Linked DNA regions of Homo sapiens: region 1 is linked to region 2. A link is an interaction called in ENCODE POLR2A ChIA-PET data of the cell type or tissue named here. Cell type or tissue: PC-9. All regions are shown on one strand. Each heading gives the region's core, and the rest is flanking DNA. Links, peaks and the distances in the headings are about the cores only.

Region 1 (8,417 bases), core at 43-8,042, 120 kb before region 2:
TGGCTTGCTTTGGGTTTATATTATTTTCAACCCAAGGAGTTCTGAGTGATACTCTGTCCTGAGACCTTGACCCTGTGCAGGATCTCTTGCATTTTCGTCAGACAACCTAGGAGTGAGTGAGATGCCACAGCTTGTCACCAGATTCACAGCTTGTCACCAAACTCATTGTTCTTAGTGCTGACCTAGAGCCTTCCTCCCACCAGGATTCAGGGAGATTGAGGTTTCTGCCTGCAGCCTTTTCCAGGCTCCACAGGGACAGGCCACATGCATGGACCACAGGACACAGATAAGGCAGGCTGGCAGCTGTCACCAGCAGACTCTGATGGACCAATCAGGAAGCGCCCTTACTTTCTGCTTTTATAAACGTGACCACCTCTCTACTGGCATCCCCAAACACTCCCTAGCTCTGCACATCCCAGATTTAATGCAAGGGGTTGGGGGCAGCCCAAGAGAGAAAACCTCTAGGCTACAGGAGAGGGAAAAGATAACCTCATCAGATTTACTCTTCTGCCCTCAAGGAAGAGACAGTTCTTTTACTGATGGTTCAGGCCTAATTCAATTTGCAGAGTGTCTGGGACAGAACTCTGTGAGGGCCAAAAAGAGAAAAAGCTTGCAGTCCCAGTCCCCATGCTTGAGGAGAAACACATTCATGGATTCCTGCAGCAGAAGGCAGGCTCTGAAAAGTACTAAGCACAGTTCCATCCACAGGGCTGCTGGAGTACAGAGGATAGGGAGATGACTTCTCCCCCTCAGGAGATGGGGAGCTCTGAGAGCTTCATGGAGAGACTCATTCATCTGCCACTTGTTTGGGGAGCTCCTACTCTATGCCAGACACTGAAAGTGCTCAGGGACAATGGAGAGGGGCATTCTAAGCTGAGGCAGGTGTCTGTGCAGAGTGGCCACATCCAGCAGCTGTGTGCTGGAGGGGAGGGCTGTGGGCTAGAAAGGTGATGGGGTGGGGAAGGCAAATCTTAGTAGAGTTTTCATGCAAAGAATTGGATGGGGAAAAGCTGAGCTGGAGACTGTGACACACAGGAAACAGTGTGTGATATTAGGAGTATTGAAATTGCTCCCAAGGTGGGACCCAACAGCAATTCAGCTCTCATGTTGACATCTGAGAGCAAGATCTGGAAGCAGTTGGGTGTTCTTTCTTGTATCAACTCCAGTCTTCCAAATTCTAAAATCAAAGTTTGCATTTGGAGGTTTATCCAAACCTCTGTGGAACCTATTTATGCTTTCAGCCGGTAGCTCCTTTTACAGGCTCTTGAGTGTTGTGGTTCAGAGTCCAGGCCCTGGAGCTGAACTGTCAGAGTTCAATGCTTGCTATTAGCCGTGTGGCCCTAGACAAGCTACTTTACCTCTCCGTGCCTTGGCTTCTTTATTTTTAAAATGAGTATAATTATACCTCCTCTGTAGGGTTGTTGTGAGGATTGAATGAGATCATGCATGGAGAGTGCTCCAAACAGGTACATCCTAAATACTCATGAGAAGATGGCTGCTGGAAGTAGTAATAGTAACACCGGCTTGAGACATTTACTCCTTACTGTGTAGAAACGACCTTCTGTCTCTGTCATCAACTTCTAGTACACTCCAGAGATCAGTCCCAAGATCTGCCATTGTATGAGCAAAGCTTCTTCTGCTTCTGAGTTGCAGGACTTGGGAATGGTCTGAAATCTCAGTCCTATCCTTGCTTTCATGGTCTGACTTCACTAACAGAGGGAGACTGGGCATGAGAGAGATCTGGAAGGTTCCCACTGCCTCTTCCTAAGGGCCTGATGACCTGTTTTCAGGCCCATCCTCCCTCCATCCTAGCCCCTACACACAGCTGGCTGATGGGGCTGCAGGGCCTTGCCTGGCTACTCCCCACAGGTGTCCAAGTCTCAGAGGCCTTACCTGGGCCATGCTTCCCTCTGCCCTCTGCAGCACTTGCTTTGCAAGGTCCCTCTGGAGGGTCACGAATGTGCACATGATCTGGCCCAGCCACTGCATGACCAGCTGGTTAAACTGTGGGAGCTCAGCCACTAGCAGCGAGTTGAGTGCCTGGTATGTGTGCCGGGCGGCCTCCTCCTGGTAGGTCACACTGCCCACCTCCAGCAGCTTCTCTTCCACCCGCTCAAAGTCCAGTAGCTTGTCCAGACGCTTCTTGATCAGGTTCTGAGGGCCAAGCAGGGCTTTGGCCAGGCTGCACAGTGGCTGCCACACCAGGCCTTCTAGCCGTTGCTTCTGTGGGGAGACATGAGCGTGGGAGTCGGGAAAGGAGGTGGCAAAGGGCAGGGGCTGTGAGAAGGGGCTTTGGAAGCATGCAGGCCTGGATTCCAGTCTAACTCCCACTGACTAGCTGGGACCTTTAGCATGTTATCTAACTTCTCTGGGCCTCAATCTGCCCATCTGAAAAATGGGGACGATGCATGTAATGAGCTTAACAGAGTGCTTAGCACAGAGTAGGCATTCAATCTTATATAGCACTTTGAATCATTATTATGCAAAGACCTTGAAAAAGTTTTTTGTTTTTTTTTTTGAGACAGGGTCTCACTCTGTCTCCCAGGCTGCAGTGCAGCAATGCAATCACAGCTCACCGCAGCCTACCTGTCAGGCTCAAGCGATCCTCCCACCTTAGCACATGCCACCACACCCAGCTAATTTTATTATTATTATTTTTTGTAGAGACAGGGTCTATGTTGCCCACAGTGGTCTCTAACAACTGGGCTCAAGCAATCCTCCTGCCTTGGCCTCCCAAAGTGCTGGGATTACAGGCATAAGCCACCTTGCCCAGCCTTAGAAAAGATTTTGTATAGAGTGGTGGTCAAGAGTCTTTGGGGCTCAGATCCCAGCTTATCACTGACCATCTGTATAAATGACCCAGGAGGTGACCCCCTCTGAGCCTCAATCTCTCACCTGCAGAATGGGGTTATTCAAAGTAGCCACCCCCAAAACCATATGGTGAGGATTAAATGATGTAAGGAATATAAAGGGCTTAGCATAGAGCCTGGCAGATAGTGAGGCTCAATAAATGTTAGTGGGGGCTATTTTTATCAGGAAAGTGCACTAATAATAATCTCTATGCTGCTGACCACTCAGGAAGATTACAGATGTGGCAATTGTGTAAAGTGCCTGACTTCTTTTTTTGAGAAGGAGTCTCACTCTGTCTCCGGGCTGGAGTGCGGTGGCATGATCTCGGCTCACTGCAACCTCTGCCTCCTGGGTTCAAGCAATTCTCCTGCCTCAGCCTCCTGAGTAGCTGGGACTACAGGTGCACACTGCCATGCCCGGCTAATTTTCTGTATTTTTAGTAGAGACGGGGTTTCATCGTATTGCCCAGGCTGGTCTCAAACTCCTGAGCTCAGGCAATCTGCCTGCCTCGGCCTCCCAAAGTGCTGGGATTACAGGCGTGAGCCACCACGCCTGGCCAAAGTGCCTGACTTCTAAATATTATTCTTGTAAGCTCTACCACCTGCCTAACAAAGAAAGGAGAAAGGAAAGGTTCCACTCACAAATTTCAGGAAGGCCTCAAGGTGAAGGTCTCTTGCCAAATTGCAATACTGCACTGCAGGCCCCTCGGGGATGTCCAGATTGTATTCGTGCGGCCTGAAGTAGAGGAAAGCCTGGACCCAGTACCAAGGAGAAACATCCAATCATGCCTGTCATGGCCATCTTACGCTGGAATCCCCTTCCACCATACCTTGAAGAGGTTTTCCAGGCTCTCTACACACCCCCAATGAGAGGGACACACACAGCTGATTCTATTCTCACACAGCTTAAGTGATTAGAAAGTTCCGCCTTAGACTGAGTCAACATCTTTCTCCTCATTCCAGTGCTTCTTGAACTTCATACATTTACATGCCACCTTTGTGGGGTTTTTTTCTTTTTCTTTTTTTTTTTTTTTGAGACAGAGTCTCACTCTGTCACCCAGGCTGGTGTGCAGTGGCATGATCTTGGCTCATTGCAATCTCTGCCTCCCAGGTTCAAGCAATTCTCCTGCCTCAGCCTCCTGAGTAGCTGGGACTACAGGCGTGTGACACCTTGCCTGGCTAATGTTTTTCGTATTTTTAGTAGACACAAGGTTTCACCATGTTGACCAGGCTGGTCTTGAACTCCTGACCTCAAGTGATCTTCCCGCCTCGGCCTTCCAAAATTCTGGGATTACAGGCGTAAGCCACTGCACCCAGCAGTGCGTTTGTTTTTTCCCATGTCCATATTCCACATGTTCTATTAATACTTTTCTCTAACTTTTCCTATTTACATCAATGCATTAAAAAAATGCCCCATAGCATTTAAATCTTCATTTAATTAGTTGCTCACATTGACGCATCAGGAGATGTCATCAAAAATCTGAAAAATACCTGAATTTCCAGGTGTGTTTTTCTTAAAGTCAGAAGAACTGGGCCCATATTCTCACCCAGCAACAACCCCCCAGAGCTGAGGAATAGCTGCTCCTTTAGATTTGATTCATGTATTCATTCATTCAGCCCTTCAAATTCCAAATATTATTTTATATTTAAGTTCACTGAAAAGTCTCATAAACAGCCTGTTAGACACTAGGCTCCTATTGCATTGGATTGCCTGTTACCTGCACACTTCACTCAGTAGCATTACCTGCCTGGCCCCTTTAGGCACCTGTTTGTCTCCCCTGCTCTAGGTGCTGGTCTGGCAGAGTTGCTCTGCGGGGCTCTGCTTCCAGTGAATTTTGGCCCTATGTGGTAGGAACTCCAATGGGCTCGGAGCTGCCCCCAGTATAATGGCCTGGGGCTGAGGAGTGCTGGCCAGCATTCTCCAGAAGAGATGAGACAGGATGACCTCATCTGGTTGGTTTCTGAGGCTGGTGCCTTTCCCAGCTTGTAGGCTGGGCCCTGCAAGCCTCCTGCCAGGGGAACCCAGCCCAGACTCGCCCTTTATGAACCCTGCAGTGTCCTCACCTGCAGATTGTCCAGGTAAGCAGCCACGTTGTTCTTCAGCTCAGTCACACACAGAGACACCCACTGGAACCTCTCTTCTAAATCATCAAATTCCTTGTCTTCTGTCTGAAAGTAATGTGTGTGAGGGTTGAGAATATCCACATGGGGGCAGTGTACACCGGCTTCAGTGTTCCAGGTCCTCACTGGGACAACCTTTCCACAGACTCGCCCACCAGAGCTGGTTCTCGCAACCCCAAAGCTGAGAGGGTGGTGTAGCTCAGTGGTTTTACATTCAGAGCATGGAATCGGATACACAAGCATGAGCCCCAGTTCATTGGCTTCCTAGCCGTGTGACTCTGGACAAGGGTTTTACCCTCTCGGAGTTTCTGTTTTCTCATGGGGATAGTGGGAACACTTATTTCATTGTGTGAGCATGCTTGGTTTCAGAGCAGGCACTCCACCAACCTGTGCTGCTAGAAGTAGCTATTTAGGGCTGGTCCTTTGCCCAAACCCAGAGACCAGCTCTCCTATCTGTGTAAATAGGCCCCAAAGAGAGTGGCCCAAGACACTGGAGAAACCCCTCCACTGGCTCTTCAGAATCAAGTGGGGTGCCACCTCTGCCTCTTCCCAGCACCTCAATCTCTCAGCCTCCATTGCCTCAGTTCTGAAAGGAGCCTAAGTCCCCTGTCTACCCACTGTGCAGGGCCTGGCCTTGGGGGTGGCTGGATGTGACTCTTCCTCCCAGGCGCACGCTCACCCTGGGGATCAGCCCCGCCTCCTGCTTCAGCAGCTGGCTCAGCCGGGTGGTCTTCTTGGAGAGGGTGTGTGTGTTGATGCGGGCCAGCCGCTCCCGGAGGGTCAGCTGCTCTACCTTGGTGTACTTGGAGGCTGCAACGACAGAGAAGAGGGGAAGCACGGTGATCAAGCCAACTCAGGAAAGTGGATGTCACGGACATGCCCGGCTGGGCACCTGCTTGGGCCCTCTGCTCCATCAGGGTCACATTCATGAGGTTAGTGAGTCACACAGGAAAAGCATAGGGTCCTCTGTCTGAGGTGTGAGCCCTGGCTGAAGAGCTTCCTGCCTGCTTGACTTTGGGAAGTCACCACTCCTTGGGGCCTCAGTTTCCTCATCTGTAAAATGGGACCAGCCACCTCGCAGGATTGCTGGGAGAGTCACCTAAGACAGAGGGTCTGAATGAACTTCCTAAAGAAGAACCCATGGAGGAGAGATTTGCCTGGGGTCCCTCAGCCACTTTGAGCCAGGCCAGCTGGGAGCCACGCTTCCCGGTCCTGACTCAGTGCTTCCTACTGATCTGTCGTAGGATGGAGAAGCAGGTGGGGAGGAAATCCAAAGCTGCTAAATATAGTATAGCATGGTGGTGAAGACTCCAGGCCTGAGTTTGAAACCTGGCTCTGTCCCTTACCAGTTCTGCGACAGGAAGCAAGTGATGCATGCTCTCATTTTACCTGACTGTGAAATGGGGCTAACAGGGCCAACCTCAGAGGGTTAGTGCAAAGACCAAATATGACAATGAAGGAAAAAGCATGGCACAGCTAGCCCTTAGTAAACATTAGCTGAATTGCCATTTTTATGTTGTCTCAGTCATGTAATTGAGTTTCTCTTAACTTGAGACACTGTTTCGTTTTCCAAACCTTTCTGTTTTAATAACCTGAGAGGCAGGCTCCCCAGATATATGCACAGCTCTTTACCTCCCCACTATTGATTTCTCCTCCACAGTGTGGCAGTCATGTGGTTTGGATGAGATTGATCTCACTTTAGCTCAAGGGGTGGATTGCTGACTGATACAAGCCAATTTATATAATTCCAAACCCCTGGCAACAGTGATTAATTCAAAGAAGGGCACATAACCCAGACCTAAGCCAATCAGTTCATGATGCCCTAACTTTGGTGATTAGTTCAAGGTAAGCACATGACCCAGGTGGGTCCTATCAAAGAGAAACTTTGACTTAATTTTTGTGGCTAAGGGGGAAAAAACCCTGCCTTACCCGGGTAAGTGTGGTGTGCAGCTGTGAGTCTTGGAACAGCCACAACTTACTATTATGAGGCAAGCCAGCCTGAAGATGAAGCTGATACAGAGTAAAGAGCAGAGACAAGGGAGTTACAGGGAACTGGAGCCAGCACCCTGATCGAACCCTACCTAAAGCTTGCATTACCTCTGGATTTATAGTTACATAAGCCACTACATTCTCTTTACTGGTGAAGCAGATTTTAGATAAATTTTCTGTAACTGGAAGCATTCCTACTAATGTGTCCCCTTAAATGCCCAAGTCCTTACCCACTTCCTTGCGCATCTTGTACTCATTGATATTGGTGTTCACGTCCTGGAGGGCAGAGACAGCCCTCTGAAGGACAGGATAGGCACTGGCATCAGGGACTGTGTTCTCCAGGATTTTCTGCAGCAGCAGTGGGTACCTGGTGATCCTCTGCAGAGGAATTACCAGCAAGAAACTGAGGCCTGAAGATCCAGCTTGCGGCCTGAGGGAGAAGGCTGGTATTAGGCAGGTAAATCCCACCCTCTGGAGGACCAGGGGGCCTGGGCTGTAGTCCTCACTCTACCATTTAGCTCACTGTGTGATCTCAGGCAAGTCACCCCCTCTCTGCGATCCTCCAGTTCCTCATCTGTAACTTGTGAGTTCTAGATGTTAGGCAGGCAGTGACGGTTCTGGGCCTTGGTTTCCCATCTGTCCCAAATCCAATGTTCAAGCTCTCTGCCCTCAGCTTGCTCGGCCTCTCCACAGCAGACACGACTGACTACACCCTTGCTCTTGAAACACTTTCTTCTTTTGGCTCCAGAGACACCCTCTGTCCTGCTTCTCCTCATACTCTGCAAGCAGCTCTCTCAGCCTCCTCTGCTGGCCTCTCTCCAATGCCGGAGTGCCCTGGGTGTCCTCTCCTCCCTCTCTCTCCACTTTCTCTTAGTGACCTCATTTGGTCCTATGGCTTTAAACACATCCCAAGCCCAGATCTCCACTTCCAACTTCTGTTCCAGAGCTCCAGACTGACACATACAACTAGATCCTTGACATCTCTGCTCAGATATGTCCCGAGCGCAGCTCAACTCTGTGTTGTGTATCCACATGATATCTTATTTAATAGAATGGTCTGCTGCCTTAAAGAAATGTTCGTGTTTTTTTGTTTTGTTTTGTTTTTTGAGACAGAGTCTCACTCTGTCACCAGGCTGGAGTGCAGTGGTGCGATCTCGGCTCACTGCAACCTCTGCCTCCCAGGTTCAAGTGGTTCTCCTGCCTCAGCCTCCCGAGTAGCTGGGATTACAGGTGCACACCACCACGCCCAGCTGATTTTTTTTTATTTTTAGTAGAGACGGGGTTTCACCATGTTGGCCAGGATGGTCTCAATCTCTTGACCTTGTGATTTGCCCGCCTCGGCCTCCCAAAGTGCTGGAATTACAGGTGTGAGCCACCACACCCGACCAAAAAAAATGTTCTTAAAATCACGGGAACTTAATTTTTAGAGATTTATTTAAAGTATTTAGGGGTAAAAAG
Region 2 (8,417 bases), core at 337-8,336:
GTAGAATATCATGCAACCATTTAGAAACTTCTGAAGGCTGGGCATGGTGGCTCACACCTGTAATCCCAGCACTGTGGGAGACCAAGGAGGCCAAGGGGGGCAGATCTCTTGAGCTCGGGAATTTGAGACCATCCTTGGCAATCTGACAAAACCCTGTCTCTACTAAAAAATACAAAAAATTAGCTGGGCGTGGTAGCTCGTGTCTGTAGTCCCAGCTACTCAGGAAGCTGAGGTTGGAGGATCGCTTGAAGCCTGGGAGGTGGAGGTTGCAGTAAGCTGAGATTACACTACTGCACTCCAGCCTGGGAGACAGATTGAGACCCTGTCTTTAAAAAAAAAAAAAGTTCACGAAGAGGCGCGACTTTGATAAAATGACAGGTTTTAACAAGTGGGCTATGTAAGTTATTTAAGAACATAGTACTGTATAGGAAAAGCACTATATGGGAAGAACATATGTATTTCTTCTACTAATATTGTACATAATAGGGTAGGTAGGGTCATGAAATTTTATTTAAATTTATGAGGAGACCAAGCCATCATTTTAGCTCTCATATCTTCCTATGAAATGGTAAAATATCCCGCCCAAAAATATCTTTTTGCTTATACTTAAATGCATTTATTTTTCTATCTTGAAATGTTTGTTTTTAACTTTGTTTTAACCCTTGAACCTATAGGGGTTTCCTGCAGAATTTGCGATGTACTTAAACTATTGTCGTGGGCTACGCTTTGAGGAAGCCCCAGATTACATGTATCTGAGGCAGCTATTCCGCATTCTTTTCAGGTCAGTTTTTAAGGTATTTTAAGATTATAAACTCTGTGAGGGAAATTGGTTAAATTTACCTAACAAATTCATTCTGATAAATACTAAAGTAAAGCAGATCTAGCTAACATGAATAAAAGGTTTCAGAAACTGATTTATTTGGGACTAATTTGGCATTTTTCTATTTGTAGTGTAAATAGGTGATTTTAGTTTGGAGTGGATAGAGAGTTGAATCATACTCAAAGTAGAATGTAACTTTTCCAGAATAGTTATAATTCATATTAGATATAAGTGGCTGTCAGTGCCTTCTGGAACTCTCCAACTTTGTACAGTACCAAATAAAAAGCAATTAAAATATCACATAGTCATGGAGTCTGATCAAGTGGTAGCAGTCCTAAACTAGGGTAGGGTTCCTTAGGCACAACCCAGAACTGGTCTTGAAAAAGGGGGGGGAATAGATTACATGTGGCTCAAACTCTTAGTTGGAAGAGAGTAAGAATTGAGGTAATCCGCCCAGGTACGGTGGCTCACGCCTGTAATCCCAGCACTTTGGGAGGCCGAGGCGGGCAGATCGCTTGAGGTCAGGAGTTAGAGACCAGCCTGCCCGACATGGTGAAGCCCCATCTTTACTAAAAATACAAAAATTAGCCGGGTGAGGTGGTGCTCACCTTTAATCCCAGCGACTCGGGAGGCTGAGGCAGGAGAATCTCTTGAACCTGGGAAGCGGAGGTTGCAGTCAGCTGAGATCCCCCCAGTGCACTCCAACCTGGGTGACAATGAGGCTCTGTCTCAAAAGAGAAAAACAAAGAATTCAAGTAATCTGCCAGGTGCAATGGCTCACACCTATAATCCTAGCACTTTGGGAGGCCGATGGGGGTGGATCACCTGAGGCCAGGAGCTCGAGACCAGCCTGGCCAACATGGTGAAACCCCGTCTCTGCTACAAATACAAAAATTAGCTGGGTATGGTGGCAGGCGCCTGTAATCCCAGCTACTCAGGAGGCCGAGGCAGGAGAATTGCTTGAACCTGCGAGACGGAGGTTGCAGTGAGCCGAGATTGCACCACTGCACTCCAGCCTGGGCAACAAGAGCAAAACATGGTCTCAAAAAAAAAAAGAGAGAATTCAGGTAATCTTTTAACCCCAGAAAAGTGTCTTCCCCAGGTACCAGTCAGACATCTTATTCCCAAACTTCCAGTTGAATATTTACTCTTACTTGTTTTTAGGAAGTACCTCCTCTTATGAGTATTCCCCTAGATAACTGACAGCTTGATTTCATGTTTCAGTTTTCATGCTGCCTTTTTCATCTATAATAAGAAATATTTTAGAAGCTGCCACACTTGAGGAAATATTCGTTGTGTAAAGAAATGCTGTCACTGTCTTAAAAAGTTAGTAGGTTATATAACTGGACTCTGTTATTAAAGGATTAACATAAAATATTTTATGTGTTCCAGGACCCTGAACCATCAATATGACTACACATTTGATTGGACAATGTTAAAGCAGAAAGCAGCACAGCAGGCAGCCTCTTCCAGTGGGCAGGGTCAGCAGGCCCAAACCCCCACAGGCAAGCAAACTGACAAAACCAAGAGTAACATGAAAGGTTAGTAGCCAAGAACCAAGTGACGTTACAGGGAAAAAATTGAATACAAAATTGGGTAATTCATTTCTAACAGTGTTAGATCAAGGAGGTGGTTTTAAAATACATAAAAATTTGGCTCTGCGTTAAAAAAAAAAAGACGTCCTTGGAAAATTTGACTACTAACTTTAAACCCAAATGTCCTTGTTCATATATATGTATATGTATTTGTATATACATATATGTGTGTATATTTATATCATTTCTCTTGGGATTTTGGGTCATTTTTTTAACAACTGCATCTTTTTTACTCATTCATTAACCCCCTTTCCAAAAATTTGGTGTTGGGAATATAATATAATCAATCAATCCAAAATCCTAGACCTAACACTTGTTGATTTCTAATAATGAATTTGGTTAGCCATATTTTGACTTTATTTCAGACTAACAATGTTAAGATTTTTTATTTTGCATGTTAATGCTTTAGCATTTAAAATGGAAAATTGTGAACATGTTGTAATTTCAAGAGGTGAGTTTGGCATTACCCCCAAAGTGTCTATCTTCTCAGTTGCAGAGCATCTCATTTTCTCTCTTAAATGCTCAAATAAATGCAAAGCTCAGCACATCTTTTCTAGTCACAAAAATAATTCTTTTATTTGCAGTTTACGTATGATCTTAATTTCAAAACGATTTCTTTGTTTTTGGCTTGATTTTTCACAATGTTGCAAATATCAGGCTCCCAGGGTTTAATGTGGAATTGAAGTCTGCAGCCAGGCCTTGCAAATTGAAGGTAACTGGGGCAAATGCCATTGAAACCGCTAGTCTTATTTCCTTTCTACTTTTCTTTGGCACTCTTACTGCCTGTAAGGAGTAGAACTGTTAGGGCACACTGTTGCTATACAGTTTAACTCCCATTTTCATGTTTTGTCTTTCTTTTCCCATTTCTGGGGCTTACCTCCTGATACCTGCTTACTTTCTGGAAGTAGTGGGCAAGTAAGATTTGGCTCTTGGTTTCTAATTTTTAAATTTCTGAATACTGCCCTAGTCTGAACTTGGCCTTTATAGATTAATCTTTGCTTCACATTTTTAGTGTTGTATTTAAACTATTTTATAATTTAAAAATAGATTCTAATCTGAAGATACTTTTCAAGAAATATTATTAACTGATGTCATCCTCATCCCAGCAGCTCATCTGTTAGGAATGAAGTTGAGATGCTTCTATTCCATGTTTTTGTATTTGGGAAGGATTCAAAGTTGAAGGTTTATTGTCGTTGGGTTTTTCAGATGGTGACATGTAAACTCAGGATAGCAAACCCTAATGTTCACACAGTGCTCTGCCTCTGCATCTCAGTTGGGATAGTTGCTCCTTTTGAGTGTTTTAATCATCGTATAACTAATCATAGTGCCAAGAAGTTCATAATGTGTTATGTAGCTAATGTCACTGAAAAACAGTCCTACCATTTTAGGTAAGACCAAACAGAGTCTCTAACCCAAGGACTTGTTACACCTGACAACCTATAGTATATTTGCTTTTTCTCACAAAATGAAACCAATTTTGCCGAAAGCTAGCTGGGATAATAGGATCATCACAAGTTGCAGTTTCTATAACTAAAATTAGATTGAAATCTCTTCTGACCTAGAACATTTTACTTCAGGCATTCAGCAGATTTCAGAAAGAATTACCTTATTTTAAGTTAGTTTCTTTGTTAGTTTACTGTGTGTCTCTTATTCAATAAACAAGCAGAATTTGTGTCCTGCCCTATCCATGTCTTAAAGATGAGAAGTTGGATCCACTGAGTTAGTTTCATTGGGGCGGGGGAAAGAACTGTAATTAAACTTGTTTAATCCTTATTTTGTATTGTAGCTATTTTTTGTAAAAGCAACTTAAAATCTTTTAAAAATTTTATAGTGACATTAGAGACAATGGTCATACAAATTATCACATAAACATGGACTTGAAAAATTAGGCTTTTCATAAAACACATCACATGTCATTGACTGCTTTTTAGAAATACACTTCCAAGGCAGTACATCTGTATTGCTACTGAAAAGTGCCATTTCACAGAACACAGACTTCTTTTTGCTCTTTGACATCTTGAAAACATCTGTTTTTCTTTTTTAATACAAAACTTTGTGCTCAAGACAAATCTTACATGAAACTCTCATAAACCATGAAAATGTAGCTGGCCTTCGGGCCTTAGGCATGAAATAAGCATGAGGAACATATTCCCCTAACTTCTACCCCCAGCCCAGCAAGTTATCCTTTAAGAAATCTCCTAGGAATTCTGGAGTTTGAAAACAATTGCTCTATGTTATTCCTGCTTCCAGTCTCTAAGTAACAAGGGCATTTAAAAGCATAGTCTCTTAAGGTCCACTATAGTGGTTCTTTATTTAAGGAATAACTCAGCTGGGTGCAGTGGCTCACGCCTGTTATCCCAGCACTTTGAGAGGCTGAGGCAAGCAGATCACTTGAGGCCAGGAGTTCGAGAGTCTGGCCAACATGGTGGAAACCCATCTCTACAAAAAATACAAAAATTAGCCAGGTGTGGTGGCGTGCACCTATGGTCCCAGCTATTTGGGAGGCTGAGGCAGGAGAATTGCTTGAACCTGGGAGGTGGAGGTTGCAGTGAGCCAAGATTGTGCCGCTGCACTCCAGCCTGGGTGACAGAGTGAGACTCTGTCTCAAAAAAAAAAAAAAAAGGAACTCATACAGCTCAATGATTCATTGATCCCAATAATAAATCGTTTTAATAATGATGAAAACATCCTACTGGGGTTTTCTTGTTAAAAACTTTAGGACAGGCGCAGTGGCTCATGCCTGTTATTCCAACACATTTGGGAGGCTGAGGTGGGAGAATTGCTTGACCCTAGGAGTTCTAGACTTGCCTGGGCCACATAGTAAGACCCTGTCCCAGCTCCCTCCAACATCGTCCCCAACCCCCCCCCCCCCAAAAAAAAAAAGCGCCAGGCGCAGTAGTGAGTGCCTGTGATCCCAGCTGTGTTGGGAGGCTGAGGTGGGAGTATCACCTGAGCCCTGGAGGTTGAGGCTGCAATGAGAGCTGTGATCATGCCACTGCACTCCAGCCTGGGCAACAGATGAGACCCTGTGTCACAACAAGGAATTTTTAGAAGGTGCTTTTTATATTACTCTTCACAGAGTTAAATTTTCAGAGGATTTAGTATTATTGAACTAAGTTTCATAAGTGTATTTTAAGCAAGTAAATCTCTAATGTAGGAAAATCCCCAAAATGGTAGCATTTACTAATGTTTTATATGGTAATTTTTGAAAAATATATCTGATATTTCTTCAGTAAAAATGGTGTTGTTTTAATAACTTAATAAGAATGTTTAAAGATTCTTTAAGTCTGGCTTATCTAGCTAATGTGGGCCTATTAAATAATAGGCAGACTTCTGCCTTCCTTATATTCTTTAGATCTTTTCAAATACTCCATTCCAATATCCATCAAAAGACTTCTCTTTATGCCACTTATTATCTATACTAGTTTTTAATGTTCAATTACTACAAGATTATAATTACTGTTTTTATTCATGTTCCCAAGAAAAATACATAAGATTCACACCCAACACACTTCGAAATTTATTTCACTCCCTTTGACTATATGTGATTATCAAAAAAGTATTTTTCAAGATATTAAAAATAAGTAAAGGAAAATGAAATATTTTTAGGACATTCAAAATCTAATGAAGTTCAGTGTTTCTTTAATTGAGGGCAGGCAGAGGTGGGGGAGAATTTCAGAAGGTAGTGAACCCAAAGGTGGATTCTTGGATAATTCTACTATTCTGTACTCTCATCATCTTAACCCATCTGTTTACTACCCTAACCATAGTTACTAAGCAGAGTTTTATCATAATAATATAGACAGCTCTCAAAGTATTGACATTCAGAGGGGATTACAAATATTATTTTTCTATCATATTGACCTACCATGTCCACAGTCTTCCTTGAATTACCTTCCAGTTTTACTGGGCTGCATCTACCGTTTATGTCTAGTTTGACTTTTTCTGAGTTCACCAATTGCTGCTAGGAATGTGCTGGTCACTCAGCAGCACACCCACATCACAGGGGAAGATTTTGAAATACCTGGACAGTCTGAACACACTGCTCTGAATACACTCAATTCTAAGAAGTACCAGGGAACCGCATCTTCTTGCTGAAATCTTGAATTTTTGTCAGCTTTTTTTTTTACTGTGGACAGTAAAGCTGGAAAGATCTAAATAACCCAACAGGAAATGCGGATGAAAGTGCAAGAGTTGGTTTGTGGTCATCTGGAGTCCATGTCTCCAAGACTGCTGGACCTTCAAATTCTGCAACTTGTTAGATCATCTGGATGATAGCACAACTGTTAGAAGACCTAGAAGAATACAGCGTTGCTATGACTCAGTGGTGTTGAATGCAGACCATCTACCAGCTGGGGAAAGAATCAATTATAAACAGGTATTTTAAAACTCCAGAACGTCAGAAATGTGTAGCAGAATGAATTCTGTTATAAGGAAGACAAAACAATTCAGTCTGTTTTTTAATGCAGTTTAGGAATAGTGTATACCTCCTATACTTAAAATTGTCATTTATCTTTCCCAACTTTAAATACTCTTTTAGTTTCTATAGGGAAGGAAGAGTTATTACAGGTTTTTTTTTTTTAATTATTCTTTAACTTTAGATACTGCCAATCTGATTTAAAATTCTCCAAGCTTAATTCTGTGCAACAAACAGAACCACACAAGCAGCCAGGCACTGTGGCTCACTCCTATAATCCCAGCATTTTTGAGGCTAGATGGGAAGATCACTTGATCTCAGGATTTTGAGAACCATCCGGACAACATAGGGAGACCTCATCGCTATTTTAAATAATTTTAAAAAGAAAAGAAAAAAAAAGGCCGGGTGCGGTGGCTCGCTTCTGTAATCCCAGCACTTTGGGAGGCTGAGGCGGGCAGATCGTGAGGTCAGGAGATTGAGACCATCCTGGCTGACACAGTGAAACCCTGTCTTTACTAAAAATACAAAAAAGTAGCTGGGGCCGGGCGCGGTGGCTCATGCCTGTAATCCCAGCAGTTTGGGAGGCCGAGGCGGGCGGATCACAAGGTCAGGATATCCAGACCATCTTGGCTAACATGGTGAAACCCCGTCTGTACTAAAAATACAAAAAATTAGCCGGGCGTGGTGGCGGGCGCCTATAGTCCCAGCTACTTGGGAGGCTGAGGCAGGAGAATGGCGTGAACCCAGGAGGCGGAGCTTGCAGTGAGCCAAGATCGCGCCACTGCACTCCAGCCTGGGCGACAGAGCAAGACTCCATCTCAAAAAAAAAAAAAAAAAAAATTAGCTGGGCGTAGTGGCGGGTGCCTGTAGTCCCAGCTACTTGAGAGGCTGAGGCAGGAGAATGGCGTGAACCCAGGAGACGGAGCTTGTAGTGGGCGGAGATCGCGCCATTGTACTCCAGCCTGGGTGACAGAGCGAGACTCCGTCTCAAAAAAAAAAAAAAAAAAAGAAAAAAAGAAAAAAAACCCCACAACCATGTTATAGGAAAAGTTAGTATAAATGACATAGCATAATTAATATATTCAAAATAACTTTTAAAAAGTTGTCTTGTAGCTTGAAGGGATCCTAAATATCAAAAGCCCATCACAAACTTACAAGCCTTACTGCTACGTAAATATCCCTTTGAACTAGTTTCTGGTTCTATTTAAAAAGTCGAAAACTGTTGAAATTAATTTACGAATAAGAACAGATACACACTTTGTGGGGAGGCTGAGGTGGTAGGATCTCCTGAGCCCAGGAGTTTTAAGTCCAGCCTGGGCAACATAACAGCAAGACCCCATCTCAAAAAAAAAAAAGCATATCTTTTGTTTATTTTTTTAATAGACAAAGTCTCACTATGTTGCCCAGGTTTATTTGGAACTCCTGGCTTTAAGTGATCTTCCTGCCTCAGCCTCCCAAAGTGTTAGCATTATAGATGTGAGCCACCTCGTCTGGGCCAGAGCATACATTTTAGATTTCAGATTGGGTGGCGGGCAGGGATAGAATATCCTTGTTAGTTATATAAAAATAAACTTTTTTTTGCTTT

What was found. ChIA-PET counts read pairs that join two places held together with the same protein. Peaks named below come from ENCODE experiments on the same cell type or tissue, not always from the same donor. Only the 100,000 strongest peaks of a DNase experiment are listed, where the experiment ranks them.
Region 1: POLR2A ChIA-PET joins it to region 2 with 20 read pairs; 5 of 35 experiments call an interaction of 5 or more read pairs at or near these places.

The regions. Positions count from the first base shown.
Region 1 is chr5:149,615,539-149,623,955 of GRCh38, reverse strand. It overlaps ARHGEF37 (Rho guanine nucleotide exchange factor 37), which reads right to left. Exons shown (of 13, transcript NM_001001669.3): 5 at 7,190-7,389; 6 at 5,650-5,780; 7 at 4,914-5,018; 8 at 3,492-3,602; 9 at 1,894-2,223. Among named protein-coding and RNA genes, the nearest start is that of ARHGEF37, 38 kb to the right of the region's middle. RefSeq lists enhancers at 5,598-5,867, 5,998-6,127, 6,998-7,067 and a silencer at 7,844-8,044. In PC-9, for the core only: CTCF peaks have their summits at 4,844 and 5,054 (motif pointing right); a DNase peak (open chromatin) is centred at 4,885; H3K27ac peaks cover 1,860 bases.
Region 2 is chr5:149,499,391-149,507,807 of GRCh38, reverse strand. It overlaps CSNK1A1 (casein kinase 1 alpha 1), which reads left to right. Exons shown (of 10, transcript NM_001892.6): 8 at 675-781; 9 at 2,213-2,361. Among named protein-coding and RNA genes, the nearest start is that of CSNK1A1, 48 kb to the left of the region's middle. RefSeq lists an enhancer at 8,348-8,417. In PC-9, for the core only: no CTCF peak of the experiment used is centred there; no DNase peak of the experiment used is centred there.